Regions from separate parts of the Homo sapiens genome. Here all the other regions are linked to region 1. The links are chromatin loops, found by intact Hi-C in ENCODE. Cell type or tissue: heart left ventricle. All regions are shown on one strand. Each heading gives the region's core, and the rest is flanking DNA. Links, peaks and the distances in the headings are about the cores only.

The links. A loop is a pair of places that touch in the nucleus more often than their neighbours do. Peaks named below come from ENCODE experiments on the same cell type or tissue, not always from the same donor. Only the 100,000 strongest peaks of a DNase experiment are listed, where the experiment ranks them.
Region 2: a loop joins it to region 1, with 3 times the contacts of the local background. A loop is called at or near these places in 7 of 110 quality-filtered maps.
Region 3: it touches region 1 in a loop (2.4-fold over the local background); 9 of 110 quality-filtered maps call a loop at or near these places.

Annotation. Positions count from the first base shown.
Region 1 is chr5:171,842,750-171,848,126 of GRCh38, forward strand. LOC107986476 (a long non-coding RNA gene) reads right to left here and starts at 5,369. Exons shown (of 3, transcript XR_007059052.1): 1 at 3,160-5,369; 2 at 2,757-2,945. In heart left ventricle, for the core only: a CTCF peak has its summit at 3,306; a DNase peak (open chromatin) is centred at 3,352.
Region 2 is chr5:171,735,044-171,740,420 of GRCh38, forward strand. LOC105377724 (a long non-coding RNA gene) reads right to left here and starts at 2,770. Exons shown (of 5, transcript XR_001742983.2): 1 at 1,934-2,770; 2 at 971-1,286. It overlaps LOC105377723 (a long non-coding RNA gene), which reads left to right and starts at 3,342. Exons shown (of 2, transcript XR_941215.1): 1 at 3,342-3,426. In heart left ventricle, for the core only: CTCF peaks have their summits at 2,294 and 2,496; a DNase peak (open chromatin) is centred at 2,749; H3K4me3 peaks cover 1,652 bases; H3K27ac peaks cover 2,645 bases.
Region 3 is chr5:171,747,320-171,752,696 of GRCh38, forward strand. No RefSeq gene overlaps it. Among named protein-coding and RNA genes, the nearest start is that of SMIM23, 36 kb to the right of the region's middle. RefSeq lists an enhancer at 3,258-3,757. In heart left ventricle, for the core only: a CTCF peak has its summit at 3,067; DNase peaks (open chromatin) are centred at 3,162 and 3,282.

The sequences.
Region 1 (5,377 bases), core at 954-4,953:
CGGGGTTAAGAGCACCAGGTGACAGAGCAGATGAGTCCTGCCCCTGTCCCTGCATTCGTTCGTTCATTCATTCAAGCAACCAACACCTGTTGAACCCTCATGCTGTGTCTGGCCTCACCTGGGGCCACAGAGAATGCCTGACACAGTCCCTGCTACTCAAGGTTTCCAATTCTCCCCCTCTACCTTCAGCCCCACACCCCCACTCCTCAGTTGATCACACCCATCCTCCCATCAGGAGCAACCATGACAGCAGTGTTACCCCAAGTGCTGGATTAGACTTCCTCCCTCATTTCTGGAATGTAACCATCTGGAGAGGAGATGGGGGCCGGGAGCTGCCTAGGTCCCCTCCTGCCCCCAGCAGCCAGCCTCCCACTTCCTCTTTGCTAACAGAACCCCAAGTGTTAGCAGGTGCCCTAGGGGATGCACGCTTGATCTAAGAAAGCCAGGCACTCCCATTCCCCTTCATTGACTGATCCTTTCCCTTTCCTTATAGCTAGAGATGGTCATGTAATCCAGTTCTGGTCAAAGACACGCCTGGACTCTGCAGAACCTCTGTTCTTCTTAGTAAATGAGGAGCCCCTACTTTCTGCCTCGAACACAGCGTCCGAAGACATGATGATCCAAGCTGTGGTAGCCTCTTGACTGTGAGGGGATATGTCTGGACTCTTCAAGGAAATACATTGAGGACAGCAGAATAAAGAGAAAGAGAGAGTTTGATGCTAACTTCAAGTCATTGGACCAACCTGGGATTGACTGCCGGCCTGCAGATATCTAGTATAAGATGTTGGCTGTGTGCCATGGCCCATGCCTGTAATCCCAGCACTTTGGGTTGGGAGACCGAGGCAGGTGGATCACGAGGTCAAGAGATCGAGACCATCCTGGCCAACAAGGTGAAACCCTGTCTCTACTAAAATACAAAATATTAGCCAAGCATGGTCACGTGGGCCTGTAGTCCCAGCTACTCGGGAAGCTGAGGCAGAGGAATCGCTTGAACCCAGGAGGCGGAGGTTGCAGTGAGCCGAGATCACAGCACTGCACTCCAGCCTGGCAACAGAGCAAGACTCTGTTTAAAAAAAAAAGATGTCTTGATTGTATAGGCCTCTGTTAGCTGGTTAATCCTATTTGCTTACAGCAGAATGCATCCCAATGAATACAACAGGTATACGTGCAATGAAAGAGAGTTCAGTCCTAGGGAGACTGCAAGGGGGAAAAAGTAGGCTCTGGGGTAAAATAATTAAATAATTCTTCCTTTCATGGTGGTCATGAAATGGTAGCTAACATTTATTTGCTTTGTGTTTTTTTTTTTTTCTTTGTGAAGCACCTGTCTGCTATTGGTGCTATATGTTTTTGAAAATTCATTTTTACCTCTCCAAGCCCATTTCCTCACTGGATTCATGGAAAGATGAAGGAGAGACTGCATGTGAAAAGGGTGGACATACTTTCTGTCTGGCTGGCTGCCTGTCTTGTTCACTGCACTTTCCCAGCACTAGATAAAGTTTTTTTTATTTTGTTGTTTTATTTTTAGAGACAGGGTCCCACCATGTCATCAAGGTTGGAGTGCAGTGGCACAATCACAGCTCACTGTAACCTCAAATTCCTGGGCTTAAGTGATCCTCTCGCCTCAGCCACCTGTGTGGCTGAGACTACAGGGACACACTACCACTCCAGGCTATTTTTTAAAATTTTTTGTCAAGACAAGATCTCGATATGTTACCCCAGCTGGTCTCTAACTCCTGGCTTCAAGCAATCCCTCCCACCTCAGCCTCTCAAAGCACTGGGATTACAGGCATGAGCCATCCCTAGTTAAAATTTGGTAAAGAATAAAGCTCTTTCCCTCCGGCTTATAAAATCAGGACTCAGTAGTTATTGCCAAATGTGCCCCATTGGTTAATTTGGATCTTTCCCCATTCCTTGCATGTCCATTGGCCATTCGGGCTTCATTCCTAGAATATATATTTTTTGGGGGAGATGGGGTGGTGGGGATGGAGTGTTGGTCTGTCACCCAAGCTGGAGTGCAGTGGTGTGATCTCGGCTGACTGCAACCTCCGCCCCCTGGGTTCAAGCAATTCTCCTGCCTCAGCCTCCCAAATAGCTGGGACTACAGGTGCCCACCACCACGCCCGGCTCATTTTCGTGTTTTTAGAAGAGACGGGGTTTCACCATGTTGGCCAGGCTGGTCTCAAACTCCTGACCTCAGGTGATCTGCCTGCCTCGGCCACCACACCCGGCCCACTCTTAGAATATTTAATGAAGATTATCTTGATAAATGTTATCAAAACATTCAATTGACAAACACCAAATCAGTGTTTTTATTTATTTATTTATTTTTTGCTTGTTCCAAAGTACTTTCTGTATATATGATTGCACTGCCTAAGTGTTGTTCTCTCTTTGCATATGAGAAAACGAAAGCTTAGAGAGGTCAACTGACTTTCCCAAGGTCATTTGCTGATAATAGAATCAAAGGACAAGAGGCCAGGCTCTCTTGTGCTGAGCCCTGGCCTGGCTCCCCACTGCCTTGGGGTGGTGGGGTAGGGCCTAGTGGGGAGGTGATGCTGAAGGTGGTGTGGGTGATGGATGGCAGTGCCGCAGGGCTCTTCTTTAAGGAGGCCCACCCCTGCCTTTCACTTCCTGCTCCAGCTCCACATGCCCTGTCATTTAAGCCTCAGCACTTTGAGAGGCCTCGAAGGCCGACCCCGTGACTCCCCCAGAAATGCCTGTGCTTCCTTCCCTGTCATCTCAATGCAGAGAGCGCTCACCTCAGCAAGTTCAGACTGTGCAGGCTCGGGAGGACCTTCCGCTCAGCCAGGAGCATGGCTGGTTTGTCTCTGGATCCTCAGCACGCAGCGGGCAGCCCAGAGCTGGGCAGGGCGTTGCTGCTCCATGCGCTCTGCACTGACTTGATGACGTAGAGAGAGAGAAGGCCGCCTGTTTCCCAGGTGGAGAAACTGCATGGGGAGAACATTTTTTTCTTAGACACCTGGGGAATGAAGCGTTAACTAAGGTGATACAACTTGGAGTCCGGGAAAGGGGATTTGGGCAGAGGCTGTGGAGGGGCCTGTGGGGTGGAGAAGGCTGCAATGATCCCAGGTCCCCAGGAAAGAGTGGATCCACCTGTGTGCAGACTTTCCCCACCCTAGGAAAACAGGATGCAGGCCTTACCTCCTGTCTTTGAGCCAAAAGGAGGGAGAGCCACCACCTGAGTGTCCCATATGAGACTGCTTTGCCCCAGGAAGGGGGAAAATCCTATGTCACTGCCAAGAAGGTCCAGCTAGCTTCAGTAGAGAAATCATGACATCCAGTGGACATATGTGTCATCCCCAGGCTCAGGCAATGGCCTCCAGCCAGGAGGCCTTCTAGGGCTGGGCCAACAAGGCACTGTGGAGTGAGCGCTGGGAGGCTGAGTCTGAATCCTGATTTTGCCTCTTAGCTACGTGACTTGGGTAAGTCTCTTCCCCTCGCTGGGGCTCTGTTTCCTCCACTGAAGTGGAGAGTGTCTAAAAGCATGTTTGTGAACTGTGATGCAAATAGGTTCTCCCATGATCAGAAGCTGTGTTTCTTGCTAGGAGTAGTTTCAAGGCAGTGCTACCTAGGAGAGGGAGGGCAAGCTTGAATGATGAAGCACGTAACCATCTCCCCGGGCACTCCTGCACAAATGGCTCGCAGCTGCTCCCAACCCTACAGGCTGTTGCCAGGATAAGATGAGACCTCTTGTGGGTGCACAGGCAACGGCACTCCTGAAATATGGGGATGCAGATGTTCCCACCCTGGGACACAGGATGAAAGCGCTGGGTGTCAGCGCCTGTGAAAACCTGCAGAGGGCCTCAAGGGATCCGCATTTCCTGAGCGGGGCTCCTGCAGACCTCCCACTACATCCAGGCTGACATCTCACGGGGCTCCAGGGCCAGCACCAGACAGAGGTCAAGGCCACCGTTTGGTAGAGCAGTCATCAGACCCAGGGAGCCAGGCTGGAGAGAAGGGGCAGAGCCAGAAGAGAGCCCCCCATCCCCCGCATCCCACCTCCACCACCCAGAGAGGGAGGAGGAAACCTGAATTACAAACCCAAATCAGAGCTTAAATCCCTGAGTTCCAGCCAGAAGAGAACTGGATTAAGCAGCCTGTGGTGAGGCACATGGAGTGGGTGGGAAACCAGAGTTAACTGCGTTCTGGACACAAAGTTGCATTTTTGCACACCTGAGTTTGTGACTGAGAAATAAATATTCTCTGTTTAAGCAAAGCATCTGGACATAGTAGGCCCTCAGGAGAGCGTGCCTGCCTTTCTGTTTCCTTTCTGTCCATGAAATGAGCTCCAGATGGTGCAGAACCCCGTAGGTCCACCTCCCACTCCCAGCAGGTCTGCATGTGAGAAGGTGCTGAGCCATTCATCCAGTTCACCTTGATTTCCCAGAAGAAAAGGAATGTGTGTGACCCCTCTGAGGTGAGCCCAGTCTGGGCATGAGACTAGTTCTCAACATGAACAATAACTTTGTTGTGCACCTACTATGTGCTGAGCACTTTACAGGCAGCGTCTCATCCCCCAGCAAACCTGAAGGGAAGTGTCATCCCCCACACTGACTTTACCCCCTTTGAGGGGGTGTAATGTTCTTTCAAGCTGCATACGCTTAGGAAGTTGAGGCACTGGAGTTTGAGCCTGGTTTCTGGCCACTTTCTCCCAATAAGGACTCTGGGCTTAGCCATATTCACTGAACCCTGGCTGTGTGCAGGACCTCATGTTGCCACTTCACAGTAAAACAGGAAAAGTTAACATTTACTCAACAAGTCTTGCATGCCAGACACAGGCTCTGTGCTTTCTATACATTCTTTTATTTATTCCTCACAAAATTCCTGTGATCTCCTCTTTCCTCCCATCTTGCAGATGAGGACCCTGAGGCTCATGGAAGTTACAGAACTCACCTGGGGCCAGTCAACCACTCAGCAGCAGGGCCGGGTCTGCCCCAGGTCTGTGTAGTGTCAACGTCCTCACTCTTGGCCACTCTGTGATTCTAGGAGAGAAGCCATGCTGTAAAAGATTCCAGGTCATGCCTTGACAGGTTACAGTGACCACATCCAGGAGATCTTTAAGGCCTTAATTGTGCCCTTCAGTTCCTGTCATCATCATTATCATTATCTCCACCACCACCATCATCATCATCTACATGCCTGAAACTGGCGTATTCTTATGCCATGAACTGTAAAATATTTCATTTATTTTCCCTACTTTAACCAGCCTTGTGACCTTGTTCAAGTAACCCCACCTCTCTAAGCCTCAGTGTTCTCATGCATGAAATGGGGCCTGTAAATTCCATTTGCAAAAGGACAGTGAGCTGTTGTTTTCATCCCCAATCCCTCTCCTCCCTGAACTCCCTCCCTGAACTCCCTC
Region 2 (5,377 bases), core at 547-4,546, 110 kb before region 1:
TGAACCACTTAGCAACCCTTAGACTAGTGGGCGAAAATCAATGTTTATTGTTGTATGACACTGAAGTGTTAATGATTGTTACACAGCATTAGTGTGGCAACAGATAACCGATACACTGTCCCCACCAAAAGCATCAGAGAGCCCCAGAGCCAGCAGCCTTGGTGGATGGTGCTGAACTTGTAGAGTCATACGGAGATGAGGCAGGAGGTGGTGCCAAAATCTTGGTGGAGGCCAAACTTGTGGAGACACAGAAACCACAGGCCAGGCACAGTAGTTCACATCTGTAATCCCAGCACTGTGGGAGGCTGAGACAGGTGGATCACCTGAGGTCAGGAGTTCGAGAGCAATCTGGCCAACATGGTGAAACCCCATCTCTACTAAAAATACAAAAAAATAGCTGGGCATGGTGGTGGGCGCCCGTAATCCCAGCTACTCGGGAGGCTGAGGCAGGAGAATTGTTTGAACCCAGGAGGCGGAGGTTGCAGTGAGCCAAGGTCACACCATTGTACTCCAGCCTGGGCAACAAGAGTGAAACTCCATCTCAAAAAAAAAAAAAAAAAAAAAAGCAAGAAAGAAAGAAAAAGGAAAAAGATAAAGAAACCACAAAGAGGCAGGGAGGCTGGCCTGCTGCCTCCCAGAGAGAGCAGAGATGGGACCACAAAGGGAGAAATGGGAAGACGAGCTGTCAGCCTGCTTTCTAGTTCCCACAGGTTGAGCTTTACTCTCTGTGCTTTCTTCTGATGAGAATCCCCTTCTTAATCCTCAGTTAGTCACCCTTTTATATGAGTGATTTTAAATGGGTTTCTGTTCTTTAAAGCCATCCTTTATTACTATGGGGTAGATAGAGCTCAATGTTTGCCACCCTATAAAAAAAGAATGAACTTCACATATACATGGGAGCCCAAACACTACCCAGAGCTTGACCACATGGTGAGAAGCATCAGGATATAGTTCTAGGATCTATGCTCACCTCCACCAGCAAAGCCACTGGGGCTTCTAGTAGGCACCATTTTCATTTCACCCCAGCAGGTCTTCTTGAAACTCAGCCACACAGATAATTCAGGTGTCCGATCATCAGACCCATCTCCAGGTCTGCACAGCAAAGGCAGCCACTGAAACCTTCCCCAAGAAGTCTGAGATTCGGTCCTGAAAGCAGATCCATTTCCACAGAATGGCTGTGGGTCCTTCCAAACCTGCGATTCCCAAGTGGTCAGGGTAGTTGGGCAATGAAATATGAACTCAGCTTCCAGTTGCTGAACGCATGCATCCAGTTTGAATGTGGATTTCTGCAATTCGGTTGACAAAAGAGTGTGTGATAGGGTTTCTTTTTCCTGCACTCTCAACTACAGATTTACTCAGATGTCTTTTCACATCATTAAGAAAGTACAAAGCTGGGCGTGGTGGCTCACACTTGTAATGCCAGCACTTTGAGAGGCCAAAGCGGGAGGATTGCTTGAGCCCAGGAGTTCGAGGCCAGCCTGGGCAACATGGTGAAAACCCAACTCTACAAAATAAAAAATAGAAAATTAGCTGGGCGTGGTGGCATGCCTATAGTCCCAGCTACTTGGGAGGCGGAGGCGGGAGGATCACTTGAGCCCAGGAGATCAGGGCCGCAGTGAGCTATGATCACACCACTGCATTCCAGCCTGGATGACAGAGTGAGACCCTGTCTCGAAAAAAGAGAATAAAGAAAAAAATAAAGTATAGTTATGAGGAGTCACTGGAGAGGCGGTTGGGGCATGAAGGCTGGGGGATTGTTCAACAGGTCAGGCCTCTTGGAGGTTCTAAAATCTCAAAATTCTTGGATTTGAGGAATTCCAAAATTTCCCCCAGAAAGCTGCATAAAAGTAAATGGGTTCTTCATACGCAGCTCAAACTTCTCTCAAATATCCCCAAACTGACAATAGAAAGGCACAAATATGAAAGAACTCACCATTTCCATGGATTTCCTCTGCCCTCACATCTTGCAATGAATCTCATCTGTGGAATTCACAGCACAGACCTTTCTGATACTTGAAGGATGAAAGGAGAATCTGGTGGCCTCATTTTCTGACTCAAGGAAAGGGTTAAAACCATTTTTCCTTTTCCCTGCAGGTGCCCCCTCTGGGGCAAATGAACTCAGCTTTTCCATGTTTAGAACAAAGGCCTCAAATTCCTTCCTGGCAGGTGTTCATGTATGTGAGCAAATTAGATTTTGAAAGTCTTTTTTGCCACAAGTCTCAGGCCATCAATGTAGGCTGTATGTTGGAAGTCCCAGGCTAGCCAGCGCCACCTCTCCGAGGCACTGCAAGCTGGAGCAGAAGAAAAAGGCAAGTAAGAAAACATGGAATTCAGAATCAGAAAAGCCTGGCTTCAAATTCCAGCATTGCCACTCTGCAGCTGGGCAACTTTTGACACATCACCCAGCTCCCTGAGCCTCAGTGTCCTCATTTGGAAAACAGGGATAATAACGCTTTCCTCACCGGGGTGTTTGAGGATCTGACAAGATGTCACATGTCAAGTGTCTGGCTCTTACTTAGTATTTAATAAGTGGTTGTGTGTTATGCTGGGTTCTTGATTGCAAGCCATGTGGTAATCAAGTGGAATTTATTGGAAGGCTATCAGGGGCTCATAGAATTGGCAGAGAAGAGTGATGAAGTCTGGAAAATGGCCAGAAACCAAGGGCTTGCCAGAGAGTTAAGCAACAGGGGCCTTAGCAAGGTCACGAGAATGGGTGGCCAGCACGCCACCGCTGCCGCTGGCCTGGAGAGCCTCCAGCCGCTCCTCCCGGCCCCAAATCACTCACTCAAGGGTCCAAGTCCTGGAGGGAACATGTGGCTACCCTAGCCTGGATTATGTGCATACCGTTTGGTTGCAGCTGGAGAAGAGAGGGGGAGAACTGGGTGTTTGTGCTTCTGTGTAAGGGGCAAGTTCATCACCCACTGTGCCGTGATGGCACACAATGGAGGGTGGGTCTCCATAGGGAATGGAAGTGCTGCTGGCCACTGAACAGTCCCAAGCCCACAAATGCTCACCACAAACGTTACTATTTAAATCCAGAAGAGAAGGCAGGTGCTTCTTGATAAAACCAGGGCAGAGTTACATGGTGTGGAGGAAAAGGGTGGGCTTGAGTTTCTGGCAAGCTCCATATGTAAGGGTTAAAATCACCTGAGGTGAGGGACTCTAAGAGGCGCAGTGCTCAAACCTCCACTTGTACTGACTGTGTGACCTTGAGCAAGTGATTTCAGCTCTCTGAGCTTCCGAGCTCTGAAGGCCCAGTTAGATGATACACCTAGAACACGCCTGGAACGAGAGCGGGTACATGGCAAACACTAAGGAAGATCTAGCTACGGTGATTGCAGTGTCTTCTGTTTAGAGAAGAGGACTGGCTTCTCCTGCACCTGAGGCCTGGAGGGTAAAGCAGAGGAGCAGAAGCAATAAACATGGGTAAGTGAGACTGATGTGTCTGGGGAAGTAAACAGCTTTCTCAGAGAGGCTCAGCCCCCTGTTAAGGGAGCTGAGTCCAAGCTCCTCTGGGGCTTCCAGCAATAACACACTGTTATGAGCAACTCCACGAGCCTGGGGCATGAATTTCTCGCCTAACATAAAGATGTCTCTGAACCTAAAATACTCCCCCAAATCACACTCAGTTCTGTCCTCGGAGGTTTTCCAGGGACATTGAGCAACTTACCTATTTTGCAGCTCGGAGCTTCCCCATCCCACCCACTCGTGACTCTGCTGAAATGTCACAGGAATCTCCTGCCCAGCTTCTTGTAACCCGAGAGTTGCCAAGGGCAGCTACCCTACGGAAAGAGATTCTGGTTCAGAGAAAATATTCTAGACAGAGCCGACATACATGTCTCTTTCTTTTTTCTGGAAGATGATTTTCCACAGTGAGCCACAAGATCCTTTTTCTAAATGAGAAAATAACAGCTTGCATGTAGCAATTGAGAGTCATCTACCCCTTATTAACCCGCAGCATTAATTAATTACTTATTCTACATGGCTCACTATCTTACACACCCTTTGAGGGATGATGGGGAAACACCAAACAAACGTAGGATTTGGTTGTCACTCATTTTCTCCAGGGTTCCAGGTTTCCCACCTTCACTGATTCCCAACAACATAACACAGTGTTACCTTATCGCATCCTCATCACATCCTCCTAGAAACCCTTGATTGGCTTTCCATTACCTTCAGGGGCCTCTTAGCACCACGTACAGTCTTCCAGGCCTGGCACCTGCCCACTTCTCCAGTCTTTCTTCTTTCCCCATCCCTCACGTCTTCTACTCTCCAGCCATTCGCTCATTCACTTTCCATTCATTCATTCTTCAAATGCGTACTGGGCAGCCACTCCAAGTCAGATGCTGTGTTAGCTGCTAGAACCACAGTGCACAGTGGGGGGACAAGACAAACAAGAGCCTTTCTCTTAAGAAGCTTACATGCCAGGGAATGTAAATAACAATGAGAGAAAGAAAGAGATGAGAGCATTTCTTTCTTTCTGTGAAAAGTGTTGCTAGGAGAATGCCACAGGGCGATGTGATTGAGAGTGAATGGAAGAGGCCGTGTGCCTTTAATTGGGTGGCCAGGGAAGGAAGGCATGAGTTGAGAACCAGCCACTCCAAATTTCTTGCAGTTCCATGATCGTCCCAGGTTTCGTCTATCCTCTGTGCACGTGCATACGCCACTGCCTCCTCCAAAATGCCCACTCCACCCCAGCCCCACAATCCCTCGTCTACTTGTAATCCTGGCTCAGTTTCATCTCCACAGGGAAGCCATTCCCAGTCTGCCAAGGGCTGACTTGGGCACCCCTTCTCAGTGCTCCCCAGATTCCCTGAGCCTTAGTGCCCACTCCACACCTACTCCATCCCTATGACGCCCAGCATCAAGAGAGCAGGACCCAGAAGTCACCCTTGCTTCACGGCGAGTACCTTGGGAAGGAGAGAAATGCTAAAGCAGGATTGGAGGGCACCCAGTTGGGGTCTGAGCTTGGTGGACATCAACGATTTTTCCAGCAATTTTTGTTTGATTAAATCCCAAAGGACATTTTTTCCTCCAACTCTTTTTCCTTTAGCATTTAAGCCATATGGTTCTGATTCATTTATACTTAACTAATTACATTGGTTTGGTTAGAGCTATTTGATGTCCGTGAGTCTTCTGAGCCTTTTCATACAATTTTCTAACTCTTTTTACTGTGAAGCCCAAAGTGGTCTTTTGCCAGCTGTAAACAGCACCAGAAGGTTACTGTTTGGTCTCGGTTTGGTCACTAGGCTGAGGCCCTGTGGTTACAAGGCCTCTGAATTTGGCAAAATGTGTTTTTTGACTCCCAGTGAAATTCTAAGAAGGTTCTCAGAAAAATATTGAGATGAGAACACATAAATAAGATATCCAGCTCTGG
Region 3 (5,377 bases), core at 570-4,569, 96 kb before region 1:
ACCACGAACTCTTCTAAAGGACGTCTCATGTTATTTTTAATCCTCACAACAATCCTATGAAATAGGTCCTGTAGTAGCTCCCGTTTTGCAGAGGAGGAAACTAAGGCACAGAGATTTTAAGTAAATTGCCTAAAACCACACAGCCAGCATGTGTCTGAGCCAGCATTTGAACTCCAGAGCTCAAGCTTGTCACCACTTTGTTTTACTACCTCCCCTTCCAATTCCTCCTCCCCTCTGTACTGCCCTGTAGACTGACAAATTATCTACATGTTTTCAGTGAGTGCATCTGAACTATCTCCTGACCTCCTACGGCCCTCATAATAGCTCCACCTGGCAGCTACTCACTGCCTGAGGAATCCAAGAGGGCTTCCTGAAAGAGGTGCTATTTGAGTAGATTGTGTAAAGATGAGTCGGAGTTTGCCAAACATTGGAAGAAAGAGAGAGAGTGCCTTAGTCAACTGGGACTGCTATAACAGAATATCACAGACTGGGTGGCTTATAAACACCAGAAATCAATTCTCATAGTTCTAGAGGCTGGGAATTCCAAGGTCAAGGTGCTGGCAGATTCGGTGTCTGGTGAGGACCCCCTTCCTGGTTCATAAATAGACATCTCACTGTGTCTTCTCATGGTAGAAGGGACAAGGAAGCTCTCTGGGGCCTTTTTTACAGGGCACTAACCTCATTCATGAGGGCCATGCCCTCATGCCCTAATCATCTCCCAGAGACCTCACCTCCAAATACCATCACACTGGGCATTAAGATTTCAACATATGAATCTGCAGGGAACATAAACATTTTCTACAGAGAAGGGCATACTAGTCAGAGTTCATAGTTGCAAGTATAGGTGCTGAATCTGGCTTTTTTAAACAGGAAAATAATTCATTAAAAGGATGGCAGGAGCTCTCAAAACTGCTGGGAGGGATGGATAACCACGTTCTAGGCAACAAAGCTGAGAGCATTGCCCTAAAGCATGTCACAGAACTGATCCAATGAGGATATCACTGCCACCTCACCCCCAGCACAGGACACCACAGCTTCCATCACCACAGGGGGTTCCCCGGGTCCCTACTATTCTGCTTCAACAGTTCCTGATGTCAAGGCCATGCCAAGTACATCTGATTAGTAGAGTCCGGGTGACATGCCACACCCTAGCTGCAAGACAGGATGAGAAAGTAGGAGTTGGAATTCTGAGCTCTTATTCCAGGGAATAGACTCTGCACTCACCAAGACTCACAGGAAGGGCATTCAGCTGCTGGGGGCCAAAGACAATGTCAAGCATCTACTACAAGGGGCATTGAAGGCAAAGGGAACAAATCGTGCAACGGTACAGAAAGCGTATGCTTGCCTTGGCTCAGAGCGATGAGATGGTCACTGGGCTCCTTAGAGTATATATTTAGTGCTGAATTCTGCCTCCCGAATTGCCGTTTGGACAGCTTGCCTTTGCATTTCAACGTCTTCTGTCTGCAAGGGCAGACTCAGTTCTTGACAGACCTCAGAAGGCCTGGAGGGGGGCCAAATGCTCCAGAAAGAGTCAAATGCTGCTGAGAAAAAGGAGGAGGTAAGAGTGGTAGAAGGACAGCAGTGGAGAGAGGAGGAGGAAGCGGAGAGCAAGCTCAAGTGTAAAGCCATCACTCTCCTCCAGCCAAAGTTCTGGCTCGTGGCCACCATGCAGATCCCTTTTTCCAAGGCCCAACTCCCAAGAAGAGCAACTTCACCAAAGGAGCCCAGCATTCATAGAAGGTCACCCTTGCTCATGAAACCTACCCTTTCCCAAAAGACACGGAAGTCCTGCTGAGAACAGTTCTTCTTAAAGGGCCAGCTGCCTCCAGTCCAGTCCTCTAAGGCCAAGGCCTTCTCTCATGTGATGCTCAGGGAAGGGGCAGTGACATCTTCTCTAGCTCCTCATTCCTCCCCCAGCCATTAACAACCTGACTAGAAACCCTCCCCCAGGCTCTGGTCCACAAGAAGCCAAATTGAACTAATGTCAGATGGTAGCAACAGCATAGCCAGAGCCCCAGCTTTCTGCTGGAAAGATGTGAGGCTGCTCCAGCCAGGGCAGTGACCCATCAAGCCTCTGCTCATTCTCCCTGCCTTGGAGGGCAGCAGCCATGGGGGCTGGTTCTCAGAGATGCTGAGGGACAAATATCAGACAGGGCTGGAGAGGGTGGGGATGACCAGAGAAGGAGGCCTGAGTTCAGAGTATTGGCTTTCGTCCCCGCAGCCACTTGACCCCAGCTACTCCTTGTCCCAGTGCCCTGTCTTTGCTCTTGAAACAGCAGTCTGCACAGTGGTCTGAACCAGAAACCAGAAGCCACCCTCAGCTCCTCCCTCTTCCACAAACCTAATACCCAAACACCTCTCAGACCCATCACTGCCCTCCCTTGCCTCTGCCATCACCCCAGCCCAGACCAACCCCACAGACCCCACGAGGCTCTGGCCTGAGCCGCCTCCTAACCTTCTCTGCCTTAGTCCCTGTGACTCCCCTTCCGGTGCCCAGACCTCCGGCCAAGCAGCTGACCTCAGTGGTCTCTAGTTTTGCCATCTCTAAATGATCATCTCCATGGTCCCAGAATGGTGGGCAATTTTTCCTGTGGTCCTAGCAGAATGCTCCTGTACAGGAAAGCGCTGAGATTTCTCTCTATTCACCTTAAGGTCTTAATTCCCAGACTGAGGCAATTTTACCAACCCAGGAGACATTTGGCAATGTCTGGAGAGTTTTTTTGGTTGTCACAACTTAGAGAAGCATGCTGCTGGCATCTAGTGCATAGAGAGCAAGAATGTTGTTAAAAATCCCACAACCCCTGCCAGTGAAGCATTATCCCACCCCAAATGCCAGCAGTTGAGAAACCTCACATAAAGGTGAAACTGTTCAACTCACTTCCTGGTGGCCCCTCCTAGGCCTCCCAGAGACCGCCACAAAGGTTTGCCCACCAGCACTCCCATCATCCCCTCTCTCGGGCCCTGAGTGTTCCGCCTGGGCCATCACCCATGACTTTCAGGCCTGGGCATCCCCTCCAGGCAGGGAACATGGATGTCCCAGCCCCCAGCCTCACCGCCACTAGAGGTCCTCCTAGCAGGGCCTGTGCCACCTTGGCAGCCCTCCCAGCAGATCCTGGGAGACACGAGACCCAGTGACTCTGACCATTCAGAGACTGGTCCTTCTCCAAAGAGACTGGAGAGGCAAGCGCCTTCGCTGGTGCCAAGAAGAAGGGCCAGGCAAGGGCCTCTCCCTGGGAGTCACTCTGCTTTGGGCAAAAAAATACGCTAAACAAGAACAAAGCCTGAGTCATTCCTTCTGTCTCCTAGGGCCCAGTGTCACACTCACTGCCAGGAGGGTTAGCCAAGGTTGGGGCTGCAGATGGCTGGGGTTAAATGCAGGAAGCTGGGACAATGCTGGCTGGAGCCACCTCCTAACCTTCCCTGCCCTACCCCCTCTGGTTCCCCTTCAGGCGCCCAGCCCTCCAGCCAAGTGGCTGACCCCTGGTTCTGCCTTCCTGCCTCCAGGCCTTTGCTCACAGCAGGCCCTTCCACTGGAAGGCGTGACCCCTGCTAATTCTACACATGCGGATCCTACCTATTAGGTGCCGCCAAGGAAGGCCCCTGAGTCCCCTCCACTAAGAGATAACATAGCATTTTGAAGGCATACGTTCCCCTTGGTTTCTAGTTACGACTGTTCATACATCACCCTTCCTAATGGACGATGACATTCCCAAGGGCAGGAGATGTCCCATTACTCTCTTAGCCATTGATGCCTAGTACAGGGCTGGGCCCACAGGAGATGGACAACTAGTAGAATAAATATGCCACCTCAGCCATGATCCCTCCTTCCTCTTAGCTTTCTCGTGAGCTCTTCCCTCTGCCTGGAACACCATTCCCACCACCCACCACCATGGTCCGTCTCCCCTTACTGGCTTAAGAGAGTCGCTTCCCTGAAGAGGCCTCCCCAGTTCCCTGGCCCAGGTAAGTGCCCTGCAATATGAACCAATAACAGCTGTGCATCTTTTTTTTCTTTTTTTCGTAGCTTTTGACACATTGCAATTAGGCACTCACCTAACCACCTTCTACTTAGGGAGTTTCCCTGCATTAAGAAACTCTCTCTAGTCTCTCCCTCTGGGTAACGTGAAACTGATGCCCAGAGCAGGCTGAGCACTCATGCCTGCCGAGCCTCAGTGCTCTTCATACTGGGCCCCCTTCCCAACCACATTCCCCTTCCCTTCGTCTTTTCTGGCAGAGCACATATCCCTATAAAGAGGCTGAAAATGCCAGTCACCTGCTTTCCCAGCCTCCCTCGCAGCTGGAACACAGACGTGTGACCAATCCTGGCCAATGAGACCAGAGGAGGAGCAGCTGGGGGCTTCTGGGAAAAGTTTCCTTTCCCTCTTTTTTGTTGGGTGAAATTGTGTCCACTTGTAACAACTGCTAGATGTGGAAGCCATTTTGCACCATGAGCGGAGACACTCCTAATTCTCAGAAGATCGCAGAAAGAAGTCTATGGAAAATACCTGTGACCTTGAGGAGGCTGCTGAGCTACTGCAGCATCTCAAGGGCTTCTCCGTCTCTAGACATCTTCCTACATAAAATAATAAATGTCCTATTGGGTTAAGCTGGTGTTTTTCACACTGTGGGTTGCACTCCATTAATGAGACATGAGATTATATTAGTGGGTCATGATTAGCATTTCTAATAGAATTAAAATAGGAAAGAATAGACAAAAATATTAGGTAGCATCACATAAAGTAAAGGTAAGTGCTGCTTGTGAAAATTTGCTTCAGTTTATACTCTTGCATATGTGCTAAGGGACAATTTAAAATGCGTTTTTTTACTATGCACTGAGAGTTTTTTGAAAGCAAAGCTTAAAACTTGTTTCAGTTAAAGATTCTGTTCCTTGCAGACAAATGCATTATGTCCCATAGAGGTATCCTTCAGCAACCCCAAAAACTTCCACTCTCACCATGTGAGTTGTTTACTGACCAAGAGACCATTGCATTTGCTGTCTAAATCATTTATGGCAGATGTATTCAGTACTGTCATTACATAACTTAATTAAATATTATGCCAACGAATGAAATAAGAGCATTAAAGAAACATTGCTGTTTCTAAGTTGACCACTTTGGAAAGAATCAATAAAGGCAAGTCTCAGAAAACATATCTGTTGGATGGAGGTGAGGAGAAAACTCCAAACAACTGGCAACAAGAGCCACAAAATTCTAGAAAGATTATGCACTTGTATTAATTCATACATATTTTGTTTCACTTTAAAGAAAAAAGATACAGAACTTTATTCTGCAAAGTCAGACGCCACAAAAGACTCTTTCCTACATCACACTATTGGTGACTGAATGTATATGTGAATATTTTCAGTAAAAATAAACTGTGT